Linked DNA regions of Mus musculus: region 1 is linked to region 2. Evidence: chromatin contacts called from ENCODE Hi-C data. All regions are on one chromosome and are shown on one strand. Each heading gives the region's core, a stretch centred on a gene start or an enhancer-like site at or near the end of the contact. The rest is flanking DNA. Distances are from core to core; before and after follow the strand shown. Region 1 holds the start of Nemf (nuclear export mediator factor). Region 2 holds the start of Klhdc2 (kelch domain containing 2).

Region 1 (3,771 bases), core at 537-3,036, 60 kb after region 2:
TACCCAGCTCAACATTCTTTGAGAAGAGATGATGGCAAAGTACTACAAGTCTAGCACAAGAAGAAAGATCATCCTAAATATGAGATCAGTCTGCTCTGTATCAAGTTCCAAGCCACACTCCTTTAGTTCTGGTACTTGGGAGGCAGAGGTAGGCCCATCTCTTGAGTTTGAGGCCAACATGGTCTACAGAGAGATTTCTAGGACAGCCAAGGCTACACAGGCAAACTCTGTTTCAAACAACAACAACAATGAAACAACAACAACAACAACGAAACAACAACAACAACAACAAACAACAACAACAACAACAACAACAATGAAGCAAGTTCCAGGTCAGCAGATTAAGGCACATGGATCAACAACAACAACAACAACAACAATGAAGCAAGTTCCAGGTCAGCAGATTAAGGCACATGGATCAAGTCTGGGGATTTAAGTTGGATCTTACCCCTGACCCCTCATCTCACAGCAAAACTGACTCCCCCCCAGGTTGTCTTCTGACATTCACTTGAGAGCCCCAAGTTGTACCTGTTTGTTGTTTCCACCTACACAGACACACACACACACACACATACATACATACATGATAAATAGATAGATAAATGGAGTTTTAAAAATTAGCTCCAAACTTAAAATTTACCTTCATGGCAAAACTCGACGGCATCATGTTCTTAGGCCACTCAAATTCTGTTGTATGAATACGTATACCAGACTCAAGTAACAGTGTAGCTTTAAAATCAGGTCTGTTCAAGAGAAAGCCAAATTTTTCTTTAGGGAATTTGCCAAAACTTATTCTCTGAATTTAAAAAAACAAAACCTAAAATGCAGGATATATATATATATATATATATCATAATTTACCAAAAACAATCTTATAAAATATTCTTACTTTTGAAGCCGAATAAGATATGTCTTGTTATCCACATCATAAACGTTGTTTACTCTCATTCCTAGCAAGCTGAAAAAAAAAGAAACATATAACAAATCATTGTTCTTGGTTGAAGCAAAACTTTCCATCATTTATTGGTGTTGTGGAAAAGGAACTCTTCCGCTAAGATACCTCCACCGCCTATAAAGGTATCCTCAAATTAAATGTAGACTTTTAAGCACAAAAGTGGCCTGTTGATCTCAGTAACACCAGACTACTAGTGCTGGGGTGGGGTGGGGGGTGTAAATACAGTAAAATTAAGTCTAAATGACTTATTCGGAGCGGAGGAAGTAGCCGAGTCCCCGAAAATGCGACAAAGCTCACACAGCTGAATAGGCGACAAGTCCAGGACACAGGTCCAAATCTGCCCATTTCAGCTGGAAGGCCCTGCTACTTCTCTTTGGGAAGAAGGACGGGAATTCTGAAGAAGCCAGGCCGCCAGTCTGGAGCAAAGACGATCACTCCCGTTCTACCAAACGCTCGCTGCGGGACTCAGGCCACCCCGGCAAGACCTCTCGGAATCAGCGCCAGGGAGATGCAGCATCAGGCACGGTCCCCGGGGGGGGGGGGGGGGGGGGTGTCTCCCGGGGGCACCGGCCCCGGGCTCGGCCCCCAGGCCTAGAGAATCCCCGAGGCACCGGGACGACCGTGAGGCTCTCCGTCTCGCGACCACCCGGTGCCCGGCCTCCGCTCCCTCTGCTGTGAACGAGCCTGTCCACTCCCACCACCATACCTCGCATTCAGTTCCGCGAGCACTGCGCGGAGGTCAACCGTGCTGAACCGGCTCTTCATGGCTAGGCTGCGTGTCGCTACCGCAGTCCTTTCAGGGACTGAGCCGACGCAGGACCACTATGCTTCTGCGCATGAGCGCTTGGCTTGTGTCTACGGCAACCCAAATGACCCAATATTACTTATAGTGAAAGTGCGCTATTTAACCGAAGTTTGTTGTCAAATCATGATCAATTATTTTTTTCACTGTGTAAAAAAAACTCGACATAGAACTAACTACCTTCTCGAAACTGCGTCCTTTCCTTGAACAATGACCGGGTTAATCCCGTCCCCTTGTTTGGGGATTAAAATGGGTCTCCATTAGGATCCTGTAGGTCATTAACCATTAATCAGTTGCCCCAGGAAGGCGCTATCGCTCAGGATGGAAGAGCAAGGGGTCTTTCTAAACGCGAATTTGAGACTAGACAAAAACCAACGGTTGGTTTTCCCTGACTCTGACAAGCCGTAGAGATGGGTTCCTATTTTGCTGGGTACTACTCTCCGAAATAGGATTCTGCGGCATACTGTAGAATTCTCATTCAAGTTGAATGGGGTGGGGTTCTATATAGCCCGAGTTTCATAAATTCTTGGCACCTCAAATACTCAAAAATTCACTAAGTAAAGATGTCAGATAAAAATAAAGTAAGAGTTCCCATGGGAGAAGGAGAAAAAGTTCTCCTCCCACACCCCAGCGTTCTCTAAACTGCTTCAAGTTCTGCATGCTACCAATTCATACATAAATTATTCAGGGTTCAAATATACGATAGTTAATTCGTCTAAATTTTTCTTTTTAAAAGTTCTAATGTTAGTAATAAACAAATCTAAAACTAAGAACAAAAATCTACTAGTTTTGGACAGTGGAAGGTGTGTGTGTGTGGGGGGGTGGTTGTCATGGTCATTTTTGATACAGGGTCTTTCTATGTAGCCCAGGACACCTTAGAACTCTGAATTTTCTTGTCTCTGCCTTTTTGAGTGCTGAAATTACCAACACATTTAGAAACTGGAGGAATTTTAAAATCAGTGAAACATGTATTTAAAAGTTTAAAGTCATTAGCATTCACATCGCTATAAGTTCTTAGAATGGGTGACCAAAAAAGCAAAAGAAAGCAGGGAAAGTGTCAAATTTGTATATCTAAAAACATAAGGATTTTTGTAATTACTCTGCTTTTGAGACAGGGCATGCTATATAGTCAAGGTTAGTCTAAACTCACCCTATAAGCCAGGCTGTCCTCAGTCTCCCTCTGATTCCAGCCTCATTGGTATTGGAATTGCAGGTACATACTATCATGCCCAGATAGATCATAAACCTTTAATGTTGGCAAATGTGTTAATCTAGTTTCTATTGTTGTAACAAAATACCAACAGTTAAACAATGTACAAAGTTCACAGTTTTAGCAGCTGGAACTCTGAAACTGAGTAGCCACATCTATTTCAATCTAACAAGGGCAGCCCCCCTGCTACATTCCAGCATCTTGAGGGAAGCACATGGAAAGAGAGGGGGCAGTTCCGAGGTGAGACGGAAGCAGCAGGGGTGCACGCGCCAGGCTTCTTCTTATGATAGCTTCTTCATGAGTGAAACTGGTTTCTCTCAAGAACAATAGCATTTCTGATTTTTAAAGGCTTTCACCGCTACACCTGGCACCAAGCTTCCAGCACTCGAAAGGGATCTAAAACACAGCATTTTGTAGTAAGCATCAGTTTTTTATTCTATCCTAAATACAAGTAGAAGGCTAAATGTACAGCCAAAACATATACAGAGTCTTGGACATGGGGAAATTGATAGAAAATTGTAGGATATTTAAAATCAAAGTACAACCATGTTTCAGAAGAGAGCAACAGATCTGAATCTTTTTCAGCTCTTATCAGTCTTCCTCTGAGTCAAGTGTGGAGCTCTGGGGCTCATGGAGCTTCAGTGCTTCTGTAAATGGTTTCTATTACTGTTACACCAGCCATACGTGTAGAGATATAAACAATACAACGCAGTGTCTGTGCATAGCATCCAGGGATGGACCTGACTAGGGCAGTAAGAACACGAAGAAAAAGACAGACATACAGATAAAAAAGCTGGGATCAGA
Region 2 (3,309 bases), core at 321-2,820:
GTTGGGTACATCCTGTTCTATCAAATCTTTCTCTGATCTGCCACTATGTCTGCTATTCAACTAAACATCACTTTCAAACATGGGTGCTTCCTTCTACAAACTAACTTTACCTTCATCATTTGAGATTAAAGTGTGTGCTAAGGGTGTGTCTGTATTCCAATCAGAGTAGCCATGTTGCTGGATAAAAATCCTTCTACAATGGCCCAGGACTATTTGTAACTATTGATAGTCTCATGGAGTGACAGAAGTCTAGTCTCTTGAGGACAAGGGACAGCAGTGGCTCTGTGGTGTAGATTACCTTCATCTGGCTTCTGTGGCAAGATTCTCTGGGATGCTAACTGTTCTTGTTAACTGAAGTGTATCCGTCCAGAACATGGGTTTTGTGCTTAAAAGCTCACTCTGAGAAAGGCTCGTTGCTACACTGGGATCCCAAACTAATAAAGACTTTCTATTGCCTTAAGTTCATGTCTGAGCTGTCCTCTCTAGTGGCTATCCCCACAACACCATCAAATTTTTCTTGCAAACAATAATCACGAGGCAGTAAAATGTGTCCAAGTGCAGCTCATCTGGAATAAGGCTGATCTGTGGAGGAATATCCACTTGCATGCTCCTGACCCCTAGGGCAAGGTGATTTCCACTGTTGGACGATCAGTTGCTCACCACAAACCTCAGCTTAGTGCAAATTGGTCATTCACATTACAGCAGATTTGCAGTGTGAGAGGTTGTGGCCAACAGTGAGAGATGTCTTCTACCCGCCAAACATGAAACTGATGCTAGATTTTCTTCTCCAGTGTCATCCAGCACGAAGTGGCTGGTGGAAACGCTGCCAATCTCTTTTTGACAGTATACACCCTGGGCAGCAGCAGGAAGGCCATTTCTCTCTCTGACTGTCTCTTGCAATGGCAGTGAGGAAGGCCCCCCTCAGCACAGCACCAAGGGCACTGGACATCTCTTGCATGGCAAAATTGCCCCAGGGAGACCTGGATGAATCTGGTCAAGAAACAGAATCTGCCTGGTGGAGCACACCTTTTATCCCAGCGCTTTAATCTCAAACCCCAGACCCTTAACTCTTGTGTTTCAGCAAGTACATCTCCAGCAACTGGTGAGAGTTTCAAAGAGAAAAGCTTTTTTTGGTCGTTTTTGTTAAGTGTGTATTTTGCTCAGTATATATTTAGCAGTCCCAAAACGAAGAGAGGGAGAAAGAAAAAAAAAAAAGACAAGATGAGCAGCACGGAGAGCCACCATTTAAATGAGGAGCCTGAAGTGTTTTCCAGACCAGCCTTATTTTATGGGCGAGGAATTGGGTTTAAATAATTCGTAATTTTCATTTGGCCTCTTAGAAGCCCAGATTGTGAGTCTGGGATTCGCATTCTTTCCCCAAGGGTGGGTTGTTATGGTTTAGGAACTATCCAGGCCAGAGCACCCTGAGGCGGGAGGACGGATGTTGGGAGGACTCAGATGCCCAAGGGCCCGACTGGGAGGACTACACAGCAGTAGGACAGCACTGCGGTGGGACCGGACGACGGGAGGCTCAGCAGCGCAGGGGGCGAGAGCGCTTCCGGAGCGTGGGGACAGTGTCCGCTGCGGACGACTTCCGGCGGCGGCATAAACAAGGCCCCGGCGGCCGGAGGCGGGGCGGGCTGCGAGTGCGAGCCCCGTCGGCCGCTCTCCCGCTCTGAGCCAGGACCCGGCCGCGGCGCGGTCCCCGCGAGACCCGCAGCCGCTGTCGGCGCGCGCCCCAGCGCTCGTCCCGGAGGCGGAGGCGTAGCGCAGGACAGGCGGGTCGTCAGCGCTGGCTGCGCGCCGCGGTCCACCGCTCCGCTTTCCTTTGTCTCCCGTCTGCGGGGCCGGAGCGGTCTCGGTGGCCAGCGGTGCAGCCTCAAGATGGCTGATGGCAACGAGGATGCTCGAGCGGAGGATCTGCCGGGCCCGGCCTTCGAGAACTACGAGGCCATGGAGCTGGCCTGCCCGGCTGAACGCAGCGGCCACGTCGCTGTCAGCGATGGGCGCCACATGTTCGTCTGGGGCGGCTACAAGGTCAGTAGGGCGGAGTGGGCACGATCGCCGCCGCGGCTCTTGCTCATTCAGGAGAGCATCTTCCCGCCCTGCCCTGGTGGATTCGGGGATCCTGGGCTATTGTCACCGCTCTCTTGAACTTATGAGTCAGCCTATCCCACGCACCCCCTACGCATTGTCTTTGGAGTGAGCGGAGCGAGGTTCTGTTATTGTGGGTCGCGTAGCGGGTGACTGTGGCCCGAGGTACGGAAAAGGGTGGGGGCGAGGGTGTGTGAGAATCACTCATATACCTTTGGGCCCGGTCGCCCGGAGCTGGGGCCATTTAGCCGACAGACACTATATTCAACAATATTGTCACTGTGTGAACCAAGGCCACAGGAATCGCTTGCTCAACCTCCCCGAAGGTGTAACGGTGTCATCAACACCTGTGCAGATGCCCCCACCTATCTATTGTTTGAACGCAGGGCCATTTTTCTTAACTGGTCTCAGCTGAGAAAGGATTGCTCCTCAGTAGGCCTTACTGCGGATTTTAAAGGAAAAAATAGCCAGTGAATCCCCAGCAGCGTATGTAATTGGAGTGCAGGCCTTTGGACTTTGTGACCAAGTATCTTTTTAGTCATTTGCATTGTTTTATACCGCGAGCTGGGGAATACTGCTCAGTTACCTCCTTAAACCGCTGCTCACTGGTTCTTCTGTACTGGTTTTAGAATTCCATGATACACTCACTCTAGTTCTTGGATTTCATGTGGTGCACACTCATTTGAGCCATTTGACCTAAAACTATTTTAGTGTTAAAATGACGCCCCCCCACCCCCCTTGGGAAGTCCAGTTCTCTGCGCCTGTGGTTTGCTTAAGGACTCTAATAGCTTATAGTACTGACGACCTGATCATAGGTGGCCATTTTGAGACAACTGTCCCATACCTTGTCGGTTTAACCATTAGTTATTTTGCCAGCGTGAATTAATGCATTCTGTTGTCCCTGGCTTCCAGGAATCAGGTATTTAGAGGTCGATGTCGAGAATTCTAGAGATTAGAGAGCAGGTGTGTAGTGACTATAGTAGAGAGCAGGTGTGTAGTGACTATTATTTATTTATTTATTTATTTATTTATTTATTTTTGGTTTTTTGAGACAGGGTTTCTCTGTGTAGCCCTGGCTGTCCTGGAACTCACTCTGTAGACCAGGCTGGCCTTGAACTCAGAAATCTGCCTGCCTCTGCCTCCCCAGTGCTGGGACTAAAGGCGTGCGCCCCCATGCCAGCTGTGTAGTGACTATTATTAAAACATAAATTCCAG

What was found. A loop is a pair of places that touch in the nucleus more often than their neighbours do.
Region 1: a loop to region 2 is called in a map of T-helper 2 cell, with 3 times the contacts of the local background. The contact joins the promoter of Nemf here to the promoter of Klhdc2 in region 2. A Hi-C loop is called at or near these places in 10 of 37 maps with a recorded cell type or tissue (T-helper 1 cell, T-helper 17 cell, T-helper 2 cell and 3 more).

The regions. Positions count from the first base shown.
Region 1 is chr12:69,355,390-69,359,160 of GRCm38, forward strand. Nemf (nuclear export mediator factor) reads right to left here and starts at 1,787. Exons shown (of 33, transcript NM_025441.3): 1 at 1,662-1,787; 2 at 890-958; 3 at 641-743. The coding sequence starts at 1,720.
Region 2 is chr12:69,295,111-69,298,419 of GRCm38, forward strand. Klhdc2 (kelch domain containing 2) reads left to right here and starts at 1,571. Exons shown (of 13, transcript NM_027117.3): 1 at 1,571-2,037. The coding sequence starts at 1,885.